5 separate regions of the Homo sapiens genome follow, and regions 1, 3, 4 and 5 are each linked to region 2. The links are chromatin loops, found by intact Hi-C in ENCODE. Cell type or tissue: endothelial cell of umbilical vein. All regions are shown on one strand. Each heading gives the region's core, and the rest is flanking DNA. Links, peaks and the distances in the headings are about the cores only.

What was found. A loop is a pair of places that touch in the nucleus more often than their neighbours do. Peaks named below come from ENCODE experiments on the same cell type or tissue, not always from the same donor. Only the 100,000 strongest peaks of a DNase experiment are listed, where the experiment ranks them.
Region 1: a loop joins it to region 2, with 5 times the contacts of the local background. A loop is called at or near these places in 2 of 110 quality-filtered maps.
Region 3: it touches region 2 in a loop (9-fold over the local background); 3 of 110 quality-filtered maps call a loop at or near these places.
Region 4: a loop joins it to region 2, with 10 times the contacts of the local background. A loop is called at or near these places in 4 of 110 quality-filtered maps.
Region 5: a loop joins it to region 2, with 7 times the contacts of the local background. A loop is called at or near these places in 3 of 110 quality-filtered maps.

The regions. Positions count from the first base shown.
Region 1 is chr14:95,247,125-95,251,601 of GRCh38, forward strand. All of the region lies in intron 1 of CLMN (calmin), which reads right to left. Among named protein-coding and RNA genes, the nearest start is that of CLMN, 71 kb to the right of the region's middle. In endothelial cell of umbilical vein, for the core only: no CTCF peak of the experiment used is centred there; a DNase peak (open chromatin) is centred at 2,157; H3K27ac peaks cover 2,558 bases.
Region 2 is chr14:95,359,661-95,363,660 of GRCh38, forward strand. All of the region lies in intron 2 of LOC107984710 (a long non-coding RNA gene), which reads left to right. LOC105370638 (a long non-coding RNA gene) reads right to left here and starts at 2,620. Exons shown (of 2, transcript XR_944172.1): 1 at 2,413-2,620; 2 at 1,686-2,213. RefSeq lists enhancers at 329-949, 950-1,569. In endothelial cell of umbilical vein, for the core only: a CTCF peak has its summit at 1,991 (motif pointing left); no DNase peak of the experiment used is centred there; H3K27me3 peaks cover 187 bases.
Region 3 is chr14:95,097,619-95,101,618 of GRCh38, forward strand. It overlaps DICER1 (dicer 1, ribonuclease III), which reads right to left. Exons shown (of 27, transcript NM_177438.3): 22 at 2,162-2,317. Among named protein-coding and RNA genes, the nearest start is that of MIR3173, 38 kb to the right of the region's middle. In endothelial cell of umbilical vein, for the core only: a CTCF peak has its summit at 1,570 (motif pointing left); no DNase peak of the experiment used is centred there.
Region 4 is chr14:95,172,542-95,177,064 of GRCh38, forward strand. All of the region lies in intron 3 of DICER1-AS1 (DICER1 antisense RNA 1), which reads left to right. Among named protein-coding and RNA genes, the nearest start is that of DICER1-AS1, 17 kb to the left of the region's middle. In endothelial cell of umbilical vein, for the core only: no CTCF peak of the experiment used is centred there; a DNase peak (open chromatin) is centred at 2,090.
Region 5 is chr14:95,264,119-95,268,578 of GRCh38, forward strand. The region is part of intron 1 of CLMN (calmin); the gene reads right to left. Among named protein-coding and RNA genes, the nearest start is that of CLMN, 54 kb to the right of the region's middle. RefSeq lists enhancers at 1,059-2,258, 1,489-1,538, 1,779-1,828 and a silencer at 1,279-1,338. In endothelial cell of umbilical vein, for the core only: no CTCF peak of the experiment used is centred there; a DNase peak (open chromatin) is centred at 1,533; H3K27ac peaks cover 1,907 bases.

The DNA.
Region 1 (4,477 bases), core at 478-4,477, 110 kb before region 2:
GCCCAAGGGGCCTTCTGAACATCCATCCCTGATTGGATGGGTCACTATGGCTATATTGGTGGAATTCTGACCTGGAATGAAGTCCCTACATGGTGCTTTTCTGGCACTGAGCCACTGTGAAGGGATTTCACCCAGGCCAGCATTTTCTATGCCTAGGTTCAGGTATCCAGGGAACTTCCCTGGCTACATAATGAGCAGCAGATGTACACATGCTTGGCCAAGGCTCAGCCATCTTGGCATTTAAATGGTCAATTAAGGTGCTGCATCTGATTGGCCCCTGGGAAGAAAAGAGGTGCTGTGCCGCATGGTGCCATCAGGCATGAAGGAACCTCCCTGAGTCGAGAGGCTGCTGGTTGTCGGATCTCTGCTGCACAGCTCCATGTCTTTTGGGCTTCCTCTTTGCTCTGCACTGTGCACACTTCATCCTTTACTCTGACCCAGCCAACCCAGGAGACAGGCACTATCATTATGGTGTGCACACCAGAAGGGTCTGCAGACCCACTTTTGTATAAGGATGTCTCCTCCCTTACCACTGATCCACGTGGTAAGAGCACTGGGACCCTGGCAGCCAACAATGTGGTCAATGGATCAGGGTTGCACCTGAATCCATTCCTTGGAAATTCAGAATGGGACTATGATTCTGGACTCCAACTGACTGGTCCTTCGAATCAAAGGGATGGTGTGCAGGCCATTAGCTGCTACGTGGACTGGAGAGCAAAGACTAGTGAGGAAGGAAGAAAGAGAGAGACATAGAGATGAGAGAAGAGGAGAGAGAGAAAAAGAGAGAGAAGGAGAGAGAGAGAAAGCATGCAAAAGAGAGACCTGTTCTGGCCAGTTCCTGAGGCCCCACTACACCCTAACCCTTGGGTTTATGCAACTCTGCTACTCTTAAAGTAAATCCAACTTTTTAATGGTGCTCTCATGGGTTTCTGTTGGTTACAATTAAAAGCAGCTCAACTAATTTCTTCAATAAGCAAACTGCAAATGAAAAAAAAAAAAGAGGAAAGAGGGGAAAAGAAACTTGTCAAGAGAGGCTTAAGAGACACACCAGCTCGTTGCAATGTATGGGCTTTGATTCAGACAATTTTTTAAAATATTTTAAAAAATCATTGTATTCTGAAAGTTTGAAAACATAACTAAAATTCTTAAGAAAATATAAAATGCCAAAATTAGGGCAAGAAGAATTGGGAAATTTTAAATAAACCAATGAATGTTAAAAACAGCAACATAGAGACCTTGACTCAAATATTTCTGATCCCCATCTTGCAGCTGTGCTAACCAAGGCACAGAGACGTTAGGTTACCCATCGAAGAAATGAGAGCGAGGTTTGAACCCCAGGCCTGGCCCTAAAGCTCACATCCCTAACCATTACACAGTACTGTCCGTTGACCTCGTCCCTGACCAGGACACCAGATGTCACTCATAGCATGTCCCAGTAAACCACAAGGAAATCATTAGCAGAAGTATTCCAAGTCCTTCCAAATTAGGTCACCACCCCCTGCAATGCTGCCTGCCACCTTGGAGGGTCCCTCTGCAGATGGATGCGTGCTTTTGGTGGTTATTTGCAATTTCAAATATTTTAGTCAGTTCTTCCCTTCTGCAAGGGAAGAATCCTGTCTTCAAAGTCTAAATGCCATAAAAGGGCTTCCCTGCATAAACAAGCCTGCAGTGGGGGGAACTGGAATAGGAAACAACGTTTTTATCATAAGCTTGCCTGTATATTTTTTCTACCATAAGTATATATTTGATAAAAGTTTTATGTTTTATTTACAAAAAATTACTATGTACCCTGTACATAGTGCAGCATTTCTGATCTTCTGTCTTCAACACCAATCGGGGGAAATATTTACAAATGTTATATTTGACAAGAAAATTTTCTTTGTACAAAATGAGTGGGTATCTACAGTAGAACAAAATTGAAAATTACAACAGAAAAAAAGGCACATGGATTAAATTATTCTATGACAAATGATTTCCTTTCATTCTTCCTTCTACGTTTGTTGCATTTTTGATGGCTTAACACTATTTTGACCACATTGTGTGTGCACCAGTAAGGTATGCTGCATAGTGGACACAGCTGGCTGCCTGCCCAATATCTTTTCTCGCCTTTCCTGAATGGTAGCCGTTGTCACTGCTATTTATCTTGCTTCCTCTTCATCACTGCATGTTGAGCAGATAACTTGTCTTTTAGTTGATTAGCACAAGGAACCAGACACATTCAAACCTGGTGGGAAACTGGCACAGTCCTGCCCGATCCTGGACTTTGCACCCTAGCTGCAATAACATAATGAAACTTTGTAGCCCTCTCCCTTGGGAAGAAGGTGAGTCATGTCTGTGTATTGGAAAAGGGTATGTACAAATATCTTGGGAAGCTAATGGGGTGGACCGAGACAGATGCTGCTGGTTGCCTCCCCAATATCCATTTTCCCCTTCTTTCTAACAAACAGAATCCCAATTTCTTTCCTTTTCTTTTTCTTTTTTTTTTGAGATGGAGTCTCCCTCTGTCGCCCAGGCTGGAGTGCAGTGGTGCGATCTCAGCTCACTGCAACCTCCGCCTTCCGGATTCAAGCAATTCTCCTGCCTCAGCCTCCCAAGTAGCTGGGACTACAGGCGTGCACCATCACACCCAGCTAATTTTTTTTGTATTTTCAGTACAGACGGGGTTTCACTGTGTTAGCCAGGGTGGTCTTGATCTCCTGACTTCATGATCTGCCCACTCAGAACCCAATTTCAAGTTAGCAATCTTCCTGGTTTAAAAACAACCATTTCCCAGCCTTCTTGCACTCAGAGGTAGCCATGTAACAAAGTTTGGCCAAGGAGCTGGGAGTGGAACTCAGGGAGTAGGGGTTCCAGGAATGCTTTTTAAAAGGGGGCAGACAATGCTGGTGTGTGCCCCCGTTCCCATTCCTTTAATCTGCCTTCCCAAAACAAAGGTGCGAAGCTGGATTACACAACCGCCACTGCTAAGAATGACTGAGCAGTGAACAGAGGTAGCTGGTTCCTGAATGGCCCTACTGGGCCCCAGAACTGGGCCAGGCTGTCTCTCTCTGGGCTTATTTGTATATGATCAAGAAATCCTCTTTGATGAAGCCATTGTAAGTCAAGTTTTTGTTACTTGCAGGTGAACGATAAAATAGACATCCTTGTGTTATTACAAACCCATCATGTGTGACGGTAAACAGAATGCTTACTCAACCATATCCCAATTGTTGGATATTTCAGCTAGTTCCAATGTTTTTTTCCTGCTGCTATACATACTTCAGTAATAAGCATTTTATGCATAAATGCCTGTGGGTACTTGCAATTCTATAGCACTTTACAATCTGCAAAACTCTTCCAACTCCATTCTCTCATGAAGCCAGAGAAAAATAATTCAAGATAAGATGGCTCGGCAGACAAATAACAGGCAACAGGCTCTCTGGGATGTGTTCTTCCCTCTGTTATGTTGCCCCACATGTAACTTCTTCACAAAAAGCCATGCAGTGTTCATAAATATTGGCGGCTGAGCCAAAAGCAAGAAATGCAAAACAATTACACATCCTGAAGAGCTACAGAGCATGTCATCCAGGTTCTAAAACCCTGCAGATTAACTCTATTGGAGGTCACCCCGTTAAGTCAGGAAGCCTGTCTCTTACTTCAGGTACAAAGAATGAACGAATGCAGGGGACTAAGGCATAAACAAGGGCTCATGAATACTGTATATTGCTTGGGGCCTCTGAAAAACATAGGGGGACTGGCCCAAAGCCTCAAGATGATGAGCTACATGTTTGCATGTGGGAGCTGGGAGGGGAGGAGAATGGAAAGGACAAGCACTAGAAAAGGTGGCAAGGACTAGGAGATCTTGCAAAGGTATTAGGAGAGGGCTGGTTCTTAACGACAGTACAGGAAATCTGCTCCAGGGACCACCTGGAGCCAAACATCACCTCCTCTAACCTCTGGATTTCCTGAGTGCACTTTTTATTTCCCATGTGGTATGGAATACGCATTTGGCGTCTGCACTCAATGATCTCATGTGTGTGTGTAATGGGGGGTGGGTGTCGCAGGGCCAAAGGCAACGTCCATCTTCTTGGTTCTTAGACAATGATGATAAAACCACCACCCACCATCCTGCATTCTAAGAAAGCTTTGTGCCTCTGCATGTGATATTCATTTTGTGGATGGGATCCAATCATTCTGGCTGTGAATCGAATCCCATATTCTCACCGGCCAACCCTATAAAATCAGAGATGTAGTAAAAGGGACTCGTCTCCTAGTCAAGTGGTCTTTGCACTCTTTAAAACACATTTGTTCCCTACTTGTCCGATTCTGAATGTCTTCGATTGTATAAATACAATTCTTTTGTTACAGAACGAGGACGACCTAGCATCTGAATCAAAAAGGTCATTGTATACCCTTGAGTGTGAAAACTAGGAACCTGTATTTATTAAGTTCTGTGCATGGCTCTGGGCACTTGAGAGATAGGTATTATTATCTCTGT
Region 2 (4,000 bases), core at 1-4,000:
CCTTGACCTCCCAGACTCAAGCGATCCTCTCACCTCAGCCTCTGGAGTAGCTGGGACTATAGGCACGCACCACGACACCTGGCGAATTAGTTTTTTTTATTTTTTGTAGAGATGGAGTCTTGCTATGTTGCCTAGGCTGGTCTTGAACTCCTGGGCTCAAATGATCCTCCTGCCCCGGCCTCCTAAAGTGCTTGTATTACAGACCAGAGCCACGCTTCTATTAGGGTCCCCACCTCGCCCCCTCCCTGTCTTCATTCCTCCAGGGAACAGGCTGAGTCCCTACCTGAGCCAGGCACTGTGCTTGCCCTGAGAATGTGGAGTGGCAACCATTTATTGACTGTGCCATCCTGTTTCCGTATCTGTGACTCCACCAGGCAGACCTCACTGCTTACCCCACAAGGAGCCCTGGCGCCTTGAACTGTGCCTGGACCACAGGGCAGTGACCAGTGAGCGTTTATTAAATGAATAAACAAATGCACAAATGTTCCCAGTGAATGATTTTGGAAAACGCCCAAGTGTTGTTTCAGTTCAGTGAAAAGCGAACATTTGGCTTCAGCTGAGGTTCACTCCACCGTGGGTTGCTGGGTCATTTCAGTTCAGGGCTCTGTTGAGGAATGTGGGGTTTTGCCTGGGTTGGGTTGAGAGCAGCAATGGGTGCCTTTATCAGGGGCAGAGGGGCGCCCGGAAGCCTTTCTTTTGAAAGTCCCCGTGACCCCTAGCGCTGAGACAAATGCACCGTGTCGCTGCCCAGCGGCCGGCAATTCCCGCGCGCGCCCCCCAGCCCCCGTCCTCCCAGGCGCGACCTTGATGGAGCGACCCTTGGCCGCGGCGCCGGGACTCAGACAATGCACAATGCGCCGAGCCTGGGCCGCAGCTCCTCAGCGCGGCCACAAGCGCTCTATTGAGCCGGCTGGCGGCGGGCGCTGGAGGCGGCGAGTGGTGCGAGGAGAGGTGCTCTGAGGCCTCTTTGTTCAGGGGCTCACGTGGGGGCAGTTGCTCCGCCGCCCACACAAGTATGCAAAGCCTCCCTGACCCTGGCGGTGGAAAAAGCCTGCCGGCCACCCCCAACCAGAACCAGAATCGGGGTCTTATTCCATACCAGCAGCCCTGCCCGCCCATGCCTTGAAATCTCTATTTTCCGGTGGGGAAATTGAGGCCAGAGAGGCCAATGAGCTTGTGTGGACCTGGCCAACCTGAGAAGGCCTAGAAAGCCCCAAATTCACAAGAATGCATTAATAGGGGATGAAAGCCATAGTGAAAGAGATCATGGAAGAGGCCTCCTGTTGGTTTGGGCAAGCAAGGACGCGGTGTTTTTGATGGGCCCTCTACAGGGGGCGGGCCAGGTAATGGAAAGAATATGGGCCTTGGATCCCGGAAGTCCAGGCTCAAATCCTGGCTCTACTTGCGGTGTCTATGCAATCTTGGGCAGGCGTCTGACCGCTCTGTGCTTTTGTATAAAATATTACCTAGCTCACAAGATAATACACGCCCAGCCCTGGATCCCAGGGGACAGGCAGCCCTCTGGAACCACAGGATCTGACACTGTCGGGGACAGTGGAAGGGGCCCAAACTTCCCACCTGGAAAGACCTGAGACGCTTATGCTTTGATGTTTATGGACTGTGTGGCCTCTGAAGCTGCCTTTCTTATTTGTAAAGTGGGACTAATAATACCCCAGTCAGAGGGCTCCGGTGGAGTTTTAATGAGGTCACACAGTGAAAGCATCTGGCACATAGTAGGTGCTCAGTAAACAGCAGCTGTAGTGATTGCTGTGTCATCCCTGAGGATGCAGGATGTCACCCAGGCTCTGCCAGGTAGGCCAGCCTGGGGTGGCTTGCAGACAGGTAGGATCCTTGAGTCTCTTCAGGGCTGGAGACGGCCTTCCACTCCTGGGGGAGGACCTTGGGGAGGGGCACACCAGGAGCAGAAGGTGTTTGAGGTCGGCCAGTGTGGAGGCAACAGTGCCCCCTACTGGACAGTCTGCAGAGTCCGAGGGTCTCCGGCACCTTGGCCCGGTTGAGCTGCCGGGACCTGGCTGATCCTTCTGGAGGAGGAGCCTCTCAGAAATCTCCGGAGCTGGCCCCTCTCCCAGGTGAATCCTATTGTGTTGGCCGGAGGCACTACCCTCCCCACATCCTGCCAAGGACTGCCTTTCTTAGTTCAGCCGAGTTCATTCTTCTGTTTCTCTAACATCTTTCCATCTCTGGCGTCTTTCCTTTGGGAAACAAAAGTAGAGAGAGCTCCACCCAAATTAGCTGAGTTATTATCTGAAACTTGCCAACGGACTTTCTGACCCCAGGAGAGTAGATGGCGGCTCTGTGTCGCAAACAGAGCCACAGCCTCGACAGTCACCTGCCCTCCTGGAGGCACTGGGGCACTCGGAAGGGGGCGATGCATGTAAAAGTGCTTCTCACCTGAGAAGTCCTTCCGTCTCAGAAACGGGAAGGGTTCGTCTTTCTCCAGATTGCCAGCAACTTTCTTTCGGATTATATTCAATAAGTGTGCCATGGAGCAGATGTGAGCCTGGGTATCCGGCAGGCAGAGAAACCTGGAGAGAGACAAACGCCACACAGATAGAATTTCCATCACAATTGATGAACCTCTCTAGTCCTCTGGCGTTTCTGCAGAAGGCGAGGGCAGTAACGGGGCTGCTCATTGGCTTGCTCTGATCTGGGGATGGCCAGTTGAGACGAGTCTTGAATCTTTCCATGCTGTTTAATGAAACAAGCGAATGTGGCCCTTGCTCTGGGAGCTGGACTTTATCACCCAAGCAGGGTTAAGATTACTTCGATGGGCTTTTCTGACCTGAGGGGTGACCTGTGTGTGATCTCTGGTTTTCCAGGTGCAAGGGGCTGGTCCATGAGACGTCCACTTTTGGCTGCAGTTAGGTAGCAGTTTGCTAAGTTAGAAGGATAGAGAAATAGAAGAAAAGATACAGGGGTCTGAGAAGACCTCATGTCAAGCCTGTAGCATCTCCCACTGGGGCCCCGTTCGTGACAGCTGACTACCTGCCTTGCTAATTGCTCTTAGCACCCTTTGGCCAGCCTATCTGTGCACATATGCAGAGAAGGACTATGTGACTGAGCCGTGGGCAGTGCAGAGGGCTAAGAGACAGGCTGTGTGGGTTGAAGCCTGCTTTGCCCCTCTTCACCAACATCCACTAGGTCTACCTCTTCCCTGTCTTCTTGGTGACAGTTTGGATTCTAGTGACAATTAGCTGATGCCCTCAAGGAATTCACATCACAGCTCTGAGTTTGGGAAGGTAGGACTAGCTGAGCTCCAAGTCCCTCCAATCCTGGAACTGACTCTTTCCTCCTCTCTCCTCCCCAGAAAAGGGAGTGTGGGCTCCCCAGCCAGAGAGAGGACCCAGCTAGTCACTTGCCTGCCCTTTGACCTTTCTAGTCTCCCGTCCTCATCCAACCTTCCCTGTTGGATTCTGTGAGTGAAAGGAGACAATGTTTTGAGGTCCCAGCACCCCGGGGGGATGCTTAATCAGTGGCCATTCCCTTCCTCCCTCCTTCCCTCCTCCTATCCTCTCCCTCCCTCTTCTACCCTCTGGTCCATTATCTTGGCTTTCAGTTGGCCTCAAGTGACATAAACAATAAATGCCCCCTTTTTTTCCAACTGCTTTATTAGTCTTTAGTCAGGAGGTAAGAATAATAACTATAACTTACAAATTTATCTATAAAGGTAAGTCTTTCTCTAAGAAGGTAAAATAAACAAACAAACTAAATCCCACTAATAGTAGACTTTTCCCCAGGGACTAAAAACCACATTTGTTTTTTTCCATCAAAAGCAGTGCTTTCAAGTGGGGTGGGAGAGGGAGGGTTGTCCCCCATAAGACATTTTTGGTTGTCACTCCTGGAAGGAGATGAACATCACCCAGGGGGCAGAGGCTGGGGACGCTGTCAGACGTCCTGCAGTGCCCAGGACAGCCCCAGCACAGTGAAGGATTTTCTGGCCCCAAACACCAACGCTGCTGAGATTGACAAACCCTGGTCT
Region 3 (4,000 bases), core at 1-4,000, 260 kb before region 2:
GTTTTTAAAAAACCAAAAAACTTGTGAAGGGGGAAGACGAAGGGTGTGCATCAATGTTGATTGTAACAACTTTCCAGTGTTCTGACAAAAAAAAGTTGCAACCTTCAAGCATTTTTTAAATACTACAAATATTTTAAACTAGACTCAAGATATAAACACTACATTTGTCTGAAAAGAAATAGCAGTAAGCCAAGCCATATCTCTAACTATTTATCTTTTCATTTTTTTAATTAAGAAAGAAACACCTTTTCAAGAATAAGGAACACCAAAAGCAACTGTAGCGGCAGACCTCAAGGAACATTTCCTGCTAACAATCTTAGACTTTCCAAGGCAACATGAAGATGTTTTTGATTGGTCCTTAAGAAAAAGAGGGCCAAACTGCGATTTTTAAAAAATCAGACAATATTTTTTTTTTATTGAAAAAAACCTTCTGTATCTTTAGAAAGGTGCCACCATAAGCCAAAAGTGGCAGAGCACAAAAATCACAAAGGGCTGACTTTTATCACAAACTGTGTGATCCTGGGCAAAGCCTTTTAGTGCCTCTGGGTTTCAGATGCTTCATCTACAAAAGAGTGGGGTTCTGTCTCATAAAATGTTTTTCAAGAGCACTTCAAGCCTTTTAAGAAAAAACAGCCACATGAAATCCTTTTCTATATCATTCAAGTCAACTTTGATACTCTCGTCTATTAAGAGGCGTTTTAGCATGCAAAGGTTTCCACTTAAGCCCATTTGCTGAAGGGCCAGAGCAAGGTAGGGAGAATGGCAATGCAACCAGCCAAAACCACAGTGTATCTTTTCAATATAATGCAAGGGCCTATATTTCAATAAAAGTAACTTACTAAATAAAAATCTGAACAGTATTTCTAATGAATTCCAATAACCAAAGTGCCATCAGAAACATTAAGAAAAATAAATTGAACTTTGTGTTGTATCTTAAAAAAAAAATCAATGACATGCCAATGTCACCTTCATGCTACAAGTTTTTAAAAAGAGCCAAAAACATTATGAAACGGTATTAACAAAGGAGGATGACTGTTACTGGAATGTTATTCATAGAAATACCATACCATTTCTAAAGTTGAAAATCTATACATTTTCCTCTAAGGTTCTACATATTTCTAAATTAATAACAAATAATTGTTCGGACCTAACTTGCATTAAAATATTCCCTTAATGCTTTTCCAAATAAGTTCTAATTCTGTAATAAGACAAATACTACATGAGTTAAAAACATCCTCAATAAATAGGTAAAAATCCAAATAGTGTCACTGAACATGCTACCTGGAAATACTTAAAGGCAGATATATAGGATACATGCATCACAAAGAAGACATGGAGAAAATGGATATTTAAAAATATAACCTTTGAAAGAAAAAAACGGTATTATCATTGTTGGCCTGAGGTAAAAATGAAGTAACAATGAGCCAATTTATTTTTAATGCAAAATAAATCTCCAAGAAATGAAACTGTCTGAAGCATTGCCTTTAACTTCGGAAGAGGCACTAGAACTCTCCCAGTCAACCACCACTGCGCTGGTTCCTGCAGTTTGGAGGCCCTCCCAAGTGCCCTCTGGTGGCCTTCAAGACAAGACAAAATGAAGTGGCTGTTGCTGATATTTGGAGTCTTCTTAAGTCACTGGCAAGATTTAAATTATTTCCAGAAAATAACAATCTTTATGGATGATTTTTTTTTTTTAAGTTCACAGGAGTCCTGACTGGGAAAACCCTGAGCTACAAAAGCAAGATTTTACTGAAATTAATTATTTCACAGACAGACTGGAGATCACAGGTCACTGAAAAGTCATTTCACTGAACAGAGCTAAGGATCTAGGATAAATTGTAATAACAGCAAAGTGAAATTTTTTTAAAGAAGAGCAAAACTCAAAGTCAAAACATCACATACTCTTATGCCTTTGGAAAAGAAATAATAAAAATAGAAATTTGCCTCCATCAAAATTATAATACTATTTCTGAATTCAGTGAAAAGACAGTGTAATTAAAGGAATTAATTAAATATATCAAATATCTACTCTATTATAAACATACCAAGAAAATGAAACAAAAAATTAATAAAACAAATTATTTGGCTCACCGAAAAGTAAATCCCTCCAGTTACACACACACACACACACACACACACACACACACACACACAAACTTACCATTTCATCTTTTTCCCATTTATCTGTGTTGCTTTTGTCTTGATTTACTACATAACCAGGAGGAAGCCAATTCACAGGGGGATCAAATATTGACACCACCATGCGGCTGGGTAGTCCCTTCTTTTTTCCAAGGCGATACAGATTACAGTTGCTGACCTTTAGCAGAAAATATTAGGATACTTATCCATAAATGATCACTGCTGGAATTCATTCAAGGCATATTAACATATCCTCAGTTAAATGTTCTTAAAATTAATCAATTAATTATATGTCATCAATTAATTATAAGGGCTCTACAGTTTTTCTACCCATTCATGTTATAAAAAGAATATTAAATTCCCACATATTCTATGCTTTTTTGGTGTAAATATTTCTGAATATAAGATGCAGAGCAGAAAAAATAATGTATATAACTATGCATACTCCTTATGAATGACTGAGAAGAAACACTTCAGACAATATCAAAGCCTTGAAAATACAACCTGATGATATAAAATGCAAACTGCTAACTGGAATTACCAAAGTAGAAAAGAACCCATAGAAAAAGTCAAGATGTCACAATATTTTCAATGAAATGGGGGGAGGATGCCATCAGCTCTAGCTGCAAAGTGAAAACTGGCACCGAACAAAACTGAAACAATGTTATATTCCTAGAATCGAAGCCACAAACGGGATTTCAACTGTAATGCTCTCTCAAATATTATTCCTTTGTTTTACAGCCATTTCAAGACACTTTTATTCAACTTAAAAAAAATGAACCAAAAGGTTTCTGTTTATTCACATTAATGGAACAGCTTTACTATCTTACCCTCTACTCCGGTCTGTTTTTCCTAATGCCTCTATCTCCTTCTTAATTTCTCACATCATTGCATTTCTGTCAAGTTAGTACTTGGAAACTAGGGTCTAGAATTGTCAATCCCATTTTCATTTTCATAAAGCTCGGTTCCTTATTATTAAGTACTTCATTAGCCCTCTTCCCATGTAACTCAACTATTGTTTAATAGACACCCCCCATATGAGAGGCACTCGATTGGGCAACCCTGAGGGAACGATGGCAGCAGGACAGAGGGGCAGTCCTCGTGACACACAGGCTAGCAGGGAAAAGGAGGGTACGTGTGACCACTATAGCCAAAAGTACTCTCCCTCTCTGCCTGAAACGTAGCAGGCTGAAATAAATGCTAGCTTCCCTTTCCAAGCTAAGAGAACAAAGCATCACAAGCGCCAAGAAGAGGATAAAGTACAACGTGGACTCATGGGAGGGAAATCACATTCCAAGTTGACAGAAATGGTGGGCAGGATGAAGAAAGAGCTACGTAAGGTCTCAAATATGGGGCAAAATTCTGGACAGGTAGAGATGGAGGCAAGCCCTCTGCAGAAGGAAGGACAGAGCAAGGGCCCCAAGGCTGGGGGTCTGAGCGTGGAGTCTGTCCAATGAGCTGCAAGGGGCTTCCACCTGCTTAGGATCCAAAACGCATCAGGGCTGAAAGGGCCTGAACAGCAGGCTGAGGGAGTGATCATTCTTTCTGCAGAAATAAGGAGTAGAAGGTTTCTGAGCAGACAAATGGACGAGTTTTGTAATAGAAAGTCACCTCTGTCTTGTCTAACAGAGTATCCTATCCTATTGCCTATGCCACACTTGTCCAAGCCTCTGATACTTTCTTCCTGCAACCACCTCTTGGAAATCTCATCCATTCTCAGAGCTTCCGTATGGCGACTACTCTACAAAACCGTATCTGAATCCTACAGCCTCAATTATCTGAACATTTCCACTTCATATTCCATGAGGTCTAAAATCTCAACTCTAACATGGACTTCCCACATTTCTCCCTACCTCCCTGC
Region 4 (4,523 bases), core at 247-4,246, 190 kb before region 2:
GTTCTGTCATCCCATGGCTGGATCATTTGGCCACTTTCTGAGTCTGAGACACATTATGTTTAATTCAAAAGAAAGATTCTTTTCAAATATTTAATTATTCTTCTTGTTCCATTCATTCATTCCTTCATTCTTCAACAAACATCTTTGGAGCACTGGTCATGCTCTAAGACTGCCCTGGGGACTGGGGACATAATGGAGCGTAAGCCCTAGTGTGTCCAGTGGGAGGGTAGGATGTTACGACCCCTAGTTTACCTCTGTCCCCTGCCCTCCCACTGGACTATGAGCTTCCCAGAGTCACACAGACTTATTCTCCATTGTGACTCCAGTCTCTCAGAGAGTCATAGGCACAAGTTACAAAGGCGCTTTTCTAAGGGTTAATGATCTTAAAATCAGTAAACCAGTTTTTTTAGTGATCTCTGGTAGTTTGCTTAATATAAAGAAATCTAATTATATAACTTTCCTAAAGGTTATCTGTTTAAAAAGTCAGCAAAAGATGACTTAGTTTTTGAGATAAATAATAATAGTAGTGATACAGTAATGATAAATAACATGGATAGAGCATTTTTTCCCTTAGAGATGGGGTCTCCCTGTGTGGCCCAGGATAGAGTGCAGTGCTTATTTACAGGCATGATGATCGTGTACTACAGCCTCGAACTCCTGGGCTCAAACAATCCTCCTGCTTCAGCCTCCTGAGTAGCTGGGACTATAGGCACATGCCACCACACCCAGCAGACAGAGCACTTTTTATGTGCCATATCTTGTATCAACAGATGGATCGTAATCACCTGATCATTTCTTCTCCCGAATCTTATCTTGGTTAAAAGTGCTGCCCAAGTCCAGTTCGTGGCCCAGTACGGTGCATCCCACTGGTAAATTTGAACTCTCTCTTGTGACAGAGAAAATTCTGTTTCCTCCTCTTTGTACTGTTATTGCCTGGTTCTGGTTCTCTATTTCTCTATTTTCTGTCTCTCTAACCTGCAGTCCTAATCTGCTACCATCCACACTCTCCTTTGTTGCAAGCAAAGCCTATTGCCTGCTGTCCTGTCCCTGCCCTGCATCAAAACTCTCAATGTCTCCCCAGTGTCTGCAGACTTTTTAATCTAGAGTTCAAAGTCTTCAGATGCTGGTTCCTGCTTATGTAACTTCTTGCATTGCTAAGAAGTTAGTCTTCTAACACCTTACTAAGCTTTAGCCACATCAGGCTGCACTGTTTCCTACACACATGATGAAACTTTGCACCTCCATGCAATTGTTCATGCTTTTCCTCTTGCCCACAATGCCCTTCCTCTTTCTGTGCCCTAGAAATCCTGCCATTCTTCAGTGCTTATCTCAACTGGTCTCCTCCTTTGGGAGGTTGTCCCATTCTGTGACCTGATACCGTACTTGCTCCAGACCCTACTCCCTGCAGCAGAAAGAATTTCTTCCTTCTCTCTACTTCCAAGGCACACTACATATACTTTTATTCTAACACTTATCACAGGGTATGGTTTTTCTTGAGTATCCATTTCATCTACCAGACAATAGTTCCTTGAAAGTTCTCTTAGTTCAGAAAATGAAATCTGGCCTGTGCTAGGCACAACTGCTGTAAACAAATGACCTGGTCCTTCAAGGAAAGGGAAGACCCTTTCCTTGCCCTCCGATGGTGGTCAGCCTGGGATAAATGGGAGCACCACTGGCCTCTCCTTACCCTTTCCCCTGCATTTCCTTTTTCCTGCCCATCTCTCTTAACACTTTCCAAACGTCCTTCCCCAACTCATCACTTAATTTTATCCCACTCCAGTGATTATGATTTTAGGTAAAGCAGAGTAACTCTTTTACACTCTAAAACCTTGGCTTTTCTGAGTCAGCATAAAGTCAGCAGATCACCAAATGTCAGCCTGGACTAGGGGCTGCCCTCATACTGCTCACCTAGGAGCTCCTTGAGGGCAGCATCCTCATGTTAATTATATTTATATCCCTCAGAGTCTAGCAAAAGGCTCTGAGCATGACATCACTTACAAAACTCCTAAATTCATTATGAAAGTAAGTCCGTAAAGACAAAAGCTGGAGATATCCAATTCAAAGTATTTACAGTAGATGGAGCTATCTATTTCACTGTGGTCCACTCTGTATTTCATGTATCATGTGAAATTATTAACATTCTGGCAATTAATCAGTTCATACTTTTTGAAGAAGCATATTAAAAACCATGAGACTTGCCCTGTTTATTCTTGTAAGCTATAAGTTGCTAGAAAATATTAGTTTCCCTAAATATTGTATTGTTATTAAAAGCAATTGATATAAGTAATTGAAGACATTAGAAGCCAGAGATACAATGAAATCTTCAAGACTTCAATAGATGAAATGTGCAAAGGACATTTACATTTCCTGTAAGGGCAGCCAACTTATACATGGAGAGTTCAACCCTCCCACTTGTCATCTTTAAAAAGGCAAGAAAATTATTCTTTTACAAATATATTTCTAAGATATGTTTTCTAAGTTGACCAAAAGTGTAAGTGCCCAAATCTGATAAAGTTCTGTTGAAACTGTTACATTCGTAGTAATGATAATTGCTAGTCTTTTGGAAATCAACTTGGTAGGAAAAATAAAAATAATCCTTCTTTTGAACTGCTGTGCTTTTGTTAAGAAATAATCTAAAAGGAAAAAGTCAAATTCATGAGGTCATTTGTTACAGCATTTTTTATCGTAAAATATTCAAACAACCGAAATAATAAAATATTAAGTGACTAAGTAAAATATGATATTAGAATTATTTGTCATCCTGTAGCCATTAGAATATGTATGCAATCAATTTAGAGGTAGGGAAAAATGCTCATGAGTGAGGGGGGGCTGGACCAAACTCAGAATATAATCTTGTATGTATTCTCTGTTAGGCTTTCTAAAAATTATACATAGATAAAACAAGGATTGAATTAAATGGAAAAATTAAAATTGTATATATATGTTAAGTGATTACTAGTGAAATTTTTTTTTATTATACTTTAAGTTTTAGGGTACATGTGCACAACGTGCGGGTTTGTTACATGTGTATACATGTGCCATGTTGGTGTGATGCACCCATTAACTCGTCATTTACATTAGGTATTTCTCCTAATGCTATCCCTCCCCACTCCCCCAACCCCACAACAGGCCCCAGTGTGTGATGTTCCCCACCCTGTGTCCAAGTGTTCTCATTGTTCAATTCCCACCTATGAGTGAAAACATGTGGTGTTTGGTTTTCTGTCCTTGCGATAGTTTGCTGAGAATGATGATTTCTAGTTTCATCCATGTCCCTACAAAGGACATGAACGCATCCTTTTTTATGGCTGCATAGTATTCCATGGTGTATATGTGCCACATTTTCTTAATCCAGTCTATCATTGATGGACATTTGGGTTGGTTCCAAGTCTTTGCTATTGTGAATAGTGCTGCAATAAACATACGTGTGCATGTGTCTTTATAGCTGTATGATTTATAATCCTTTGGGTATATACCCAGTAATGGGATGGCTGGGTCAAATGGTATTTCTAGTTCCAGATCCTTGAGGAATCGCCACACTGTCTTCCACAATGGTTGAACTAGTTTACAGTCCCACCAACAGTGTAAAAGTGTTCCTATTTCTCCACATCCTCTCCAGCACCTGTTGTTTCCTGACTTTTTAGTGATTGCCATTCTAAATGGTGTGATATGGTATCACATTGTGGTTTGATTTGCATATCTCTGATGGCCAGTGATGATGAGCATTTTTTCATGTGTCTGTTGGCTGCATAAATGTCTTCTTTTGAGAAGTTGTCTGTTCATATCCTTTGCCCACTTTTTGATGGGGTTGTTTGTTTTTTTCTTGTAAATTTGTTTGAGTTCTTTGTAGATTCTGGATATTAGCCCTTTGTCAGATGAGTAGATTGCAAAAATTTTCTCCCATTCTGTAGGTTGCCTATTCACTCTGATGGTAGTTTCTCTTGCTGTGCAGAAGCTCTTTAGTTTAATTAGATCCCATTTGTCAATTTTGGCTTTTGTTGCCATTGCTTTTGGTGTTTTAGACATGAAGTCCTTGCCCATGCCTATGTCCTGAAAGGTATTGCCTAGGTTTTCTTCTAGTAGGGTTTTTATGGTTGTAGGTCTAAGATTTAAGTCTTTAATCCATCTTGAATTGATTTTTGTATAAGGTGTAAGGAAGGGATCCAGTTTCAGCTTTCTACATATGGCTAGCCAGTTTTCCCAGCACCATTTATTAAATAGGGAATCCTTTCCCCATTTCTTGTTTTTGTCAGGTTTGTCAAAGATCATATGGTTGTAGATGTGTGCTATTATTTCTGAGGGCTCTGTTCTGTTCCATTGGTCTATATCTCTGTTTTGGTACCAGTACAATGCTGTTTTGGTTACTGCAGCCTTGTAGTATAGTTTGAAGTCAGGTAGCATGATGCCTCCAGCTTTGTTCTTTTGGCTCAGGATTGTCTTGGCAATGCGGGCTCTTTTTTGGTTCCATATGAACTTTAAAGGAGTTTTTTCCAATTCTGTGAAGAAAGTCATTGGTAGCTTAATGG
Region 5 (4,460 bases), core at 1-4,000, 96 kb before region 2:
AGCCCTGACCTCCTGGGTTCCAGCGATCCTCCCACCTTAGCCTCCTGAGTAGCTGGAACTACAGGCATGCATCAATATGCCTGGCTAATTTTTGTAATTTTTGTACAGCTAGGATTTCACTATGTTGCCCAGGCTGGAACTCCTGGGCTCAAGCAATCTGCCTGCCTTGGCCTCCCAAAGTGCTGAGATTATAGGCATGAGCCACTGTGCCGGACCCCTGCATCTTATTTTAATAAATCCTCAGCCAGCCTTGTGACCTCGGAGTGCCAGAACTGGATTCGAGGCCCCACTTAGCAGCTGTACAACCCTGGGTTAGTCCCGTAAAACATTCAGTCTTTAAGCTCAGGGAGAATCACAAATCCACCATGCTCAGTACAGAGGGCTCAATAAATGGCTAGTGTGTTTACAAGACCACAGAGGCGCGCAGAAGCTAAGGTTACACTACTAGAAAATGAAGGAGGAAAGACTCACATCCAGGCCTCCCAGGGTCCATGCCCTTCACAGGAAAGCCCCCACTTCTATGAGCATGTTTAGAATAAACACAGTGTGATGGTTACTTTTATGTGTCAACGTGACCAGGCAATGGCACCCAGAGATGTGGTCAAACATTATTCTAGATGTTTCTGTGAAGTCGTTTTTTAGGTAAGATTAACATCTAAATCACACTTTGAAGGCTGGGCGCAGTGGCTCACACCTATAATCCCAGCTCTTTGGGAGGGCAAGGCAGGAGGATCACTTGAATCCAGGAGTTTGAGACCAGCCTGGGCAACATGGATCTACCAAAACACCGTCAGATCTCATGATAACTCTCCATCTCTACCAAAAAAAAAAAAAAAAATTAGCCAGGTGTGGTTGCAGTGGCTCATGTCTATAATCCTAGCACTTTGAGAGGCCAAGGCAGGAGGACTGTTTGAGCCCATGAGTTTGAGACCACCACATGCCAAAACCCTGTCTCTACAAAAAAAATACAAAAATTAGCCAGGCATGGTGGTGCATGCCTGTAGTCCCAGCTGCTCTGGGAGGGTGAGGCTGAGAGGGTCTCAGCCTGGGAGGCAGAGGTTGCAGTGAGCCGAGACTGTGCCACAGCACTGCAGCCTGGGTGAAAGAGTGAGACTCTGAATCAAAAAAAAAAAAATCCCCAGCTGACTTTGAGAAAAGCAGACGGCCCTCCATCAAATGTGGGTGGGCTCCATCTAATCAGTTAAAGCCTTAACACAAAGCGTGACCTCCTCTGAGCAAGAAGGAATTCTGCCAGCAGGTGCCTTCAGACTTAAACTGCAACTTTTCCTTGCGTCTCCAGCCTGCTGACCTACCTTACTGACTTTGATCTCGCCAAACTCCACAATTGCATAAACCAATTCCCTAAAATAAGTGTCTTTCTCTGTATGTAGACTCATCCTCTTGGCTGTTTCTCTGGAGACCCCTGACTAATATGCATAGGTATGACTCCTGGCACAGTGCGTGCTACAAAGAGGAGAAGGCACTACCTGTGAATCAGACCATCTGTGAGTATTTGCAATTGCCCAACCATATCAATTTCTCACTTTCACTTCCTGGTGAGTCATATTCCGAGCAGCTGGCTAGGATCAGAAGAAACAAGGCATTCTTTTCATGCTCAGACAGAGCCCTGTTGAACGTTTACCTTCCTGAAGAAGGCAGAAAGAGGAAGGGCCTCCTAGTGACATTCTCCAGCCTTGAGGAAGAAGAAAATTCTGATTTAATGAGCTTGAGTTTGAATGTAATCAGATTTTCTCTATAGCAACAGCTCCACAACACAATCCTCTTGGCAGCTGCAACAACCAGCCATCTCCTGATGAAACCAGACATCTCACACACGGGCCACTGGAGAAGCCACCGTCGAGGCACAAGATGCCAGAGGATGGGACCACCCCACCTGGTCATCAGCTTTAGATTTGAGTGGGAGTAAGCAGGTAGTGCCACAGTCCTTTGATTTGGGAATTTACAAATGCGTATCTAAAAGTATGCTTCCCCTGAATTGAAAGTCTTTCCTCTAAGATCTGGAACGAGACAAGGATGTCCACTGTCATTACTTTTATTCAGCATAGTACTGGAAGTCCTAGCTAGAGCAATTAGGCAAAAGAAAGAAACGAAGGGCATCCAAATGGAAAACGAAGTCAAGTTATCCTTGTCTTTAAATATAAAACAACATAATCTTGCATTTAGAAAAACCTAAAGACTCCACCAAAAAATGTTAGAACTGATAAATTCAGTAAAGTTGTAGAATACAAAACCAACATACAAAAATCAGTAGCATTTATATGACGAAAGCAAACAATCTGAAAAAGAAATCAAGAAAGCAATCCCATTTACAATAGCTATAAAAATATAAAATACCTAGGTATAGATTTTGCCAAGTGAAAGATGGCTACAAGGAAAACTATAAAACACTGATGAAAGAAACTGAAGAAGACAAAACAATGGAAAGATATTCCATGTTCATGGATTGGAAGAATTAATATATTAAAATGTCAAGATCACCCAAAGTGATTTACAGACTCAGTGCAATCCCTATCAAAATACCAATGACTTTCTTCATGGAAATATAAAAAAATTCTAAAATTTCTAAAAATTCACAAAAGACCCTGAATAGCCAACGCACTCTTAAGCAAAAAGAACACAGTTGGAGGCATCACACTATCTGACTTCAAAATACAGTACAAAGCCAAGTAACCAAAACAGCATGGTAACTGGCATAAAAAAAGACACAAAGACCAATGAAACAGAATAGAGAACCCAGAAATAAATCATGAATTTACAGCCAACTTATTTTTGACAAAGGGGCCAAAATGGGGAAAGGGCAGTCTCTTTAATAAGTGGTGCTGGGAAAATTGCATAACCATATGCCAAAGAATAAAGCTAGACTCCTATTTCTGAGCATACAAAAATCAAATCAAAATGAACTAAAGACTTTAAGACCTAAAACTATGAACCCACTAAAAGAAAACATTGAGGAAATGCTCCAGGACATTGGTTTGGGCAAAGATTTTTTGAAAAAGACCTTAAAAGAACAGGGAACAAAAGAAAAAATAGACAATTGGGATCACATCAAGCTAAAAAGCTTCTTCACAGCAAAGGAAACAATCAACAAAGTGAAGAGACAACATACAGAATGGGAGAAAATATTTGCAAACCATCCATCTGATAAGGGATTAATAACAAGAATATGCAAAGAACTCAAACACCCCAACAGAAAAAGAAACCCCCAAGTAATCCAATTATAAAATGGGCAAAGGACACAAGTAGACATTTCTTAAGAGAATACATACAAACGGCCAACAGGCATATGAATAAAGTGCTCAACATCACTAATCATCAGGGAAACGCAAATTGAAACCACAGTGAGATATCATCTCACCCCAGTTAAAATGGCTCTTAACCAAAAGACAGGAAATAACGGATGCTGGTGAGAATGTGGAGAAAGGGGAGCCCTCATACACTGTTGCTAGAATGTAAATTAACACAGCCACTATGAAGATTCGTCAAAAAACTAAAAATAGAAGTACCTTATGATCCAGCAATCCCACAACTGGGTAAATATCCAAAACAAAGGAAGTCAATACATCAAAGAAATATCTACACTCTCATATTTATTTCAGCACTATTCACAATAGCCAAAATATGGAATCAACCTACGTGCCCATCCACAGATAAATGAATAAAGAAAATGTGCTATATATACACACAATGGAATATTATTCGGCCATAAAAAAGAAATCCTGTCGGTTGCAGCAATATGGATGAAACTGGAGATCATTATGTTAAGTTAAACAACCAGGCATAAAAAGACAAATATCACATGTTCTCACTCATGTGTGGGAGCTAAGAAAGGATCTCATGAAAATAGAAAATGAATTTATGGTTATCAGAGGCCAGGAAGGAGAGAGGGGAGAGGGGATGAAGAGAAGTTGATTAATGGGTATAAAAATTCCGTTGGATAAAAGGAATAAGACCTAGTGTTCAATAGTTCAGTACAGTGACTATGGTTGATAATAATCTCTTATATATTTCAAAATAGCTAGAAGAGAAAAATTTGAAGCACAAAGAGAAGATAAATGTTTGAGGTGATGGATACCCCAATTGCCCCGGTTTGATCATTATACATTATATGAATATATCAAAATATTGCACATACCCTGAAAATATGTGTATCGTTTATGTAACAATTTTGTAAAAATAATAAATGAACTATCTGTATGTGCAATACCTTGGATGTATCTGAAGGGAATTATGCTATGTAAAAAAAAAAAAAAAAGCCAATCTCAAATGATTACACCACCATGATTCTTACTGATACAACATTCTTGAAATGACAGAATTCTAGAGTTGGAAACTGGATTTGAAGTTGCTGGGGGTAGTGACTGAGAAGGAAGGGTGGGGGCATGACTATAAAAGGGAACCACAACTAATCCTTTTGATGGAACTTTCTTCATCTTGACTGC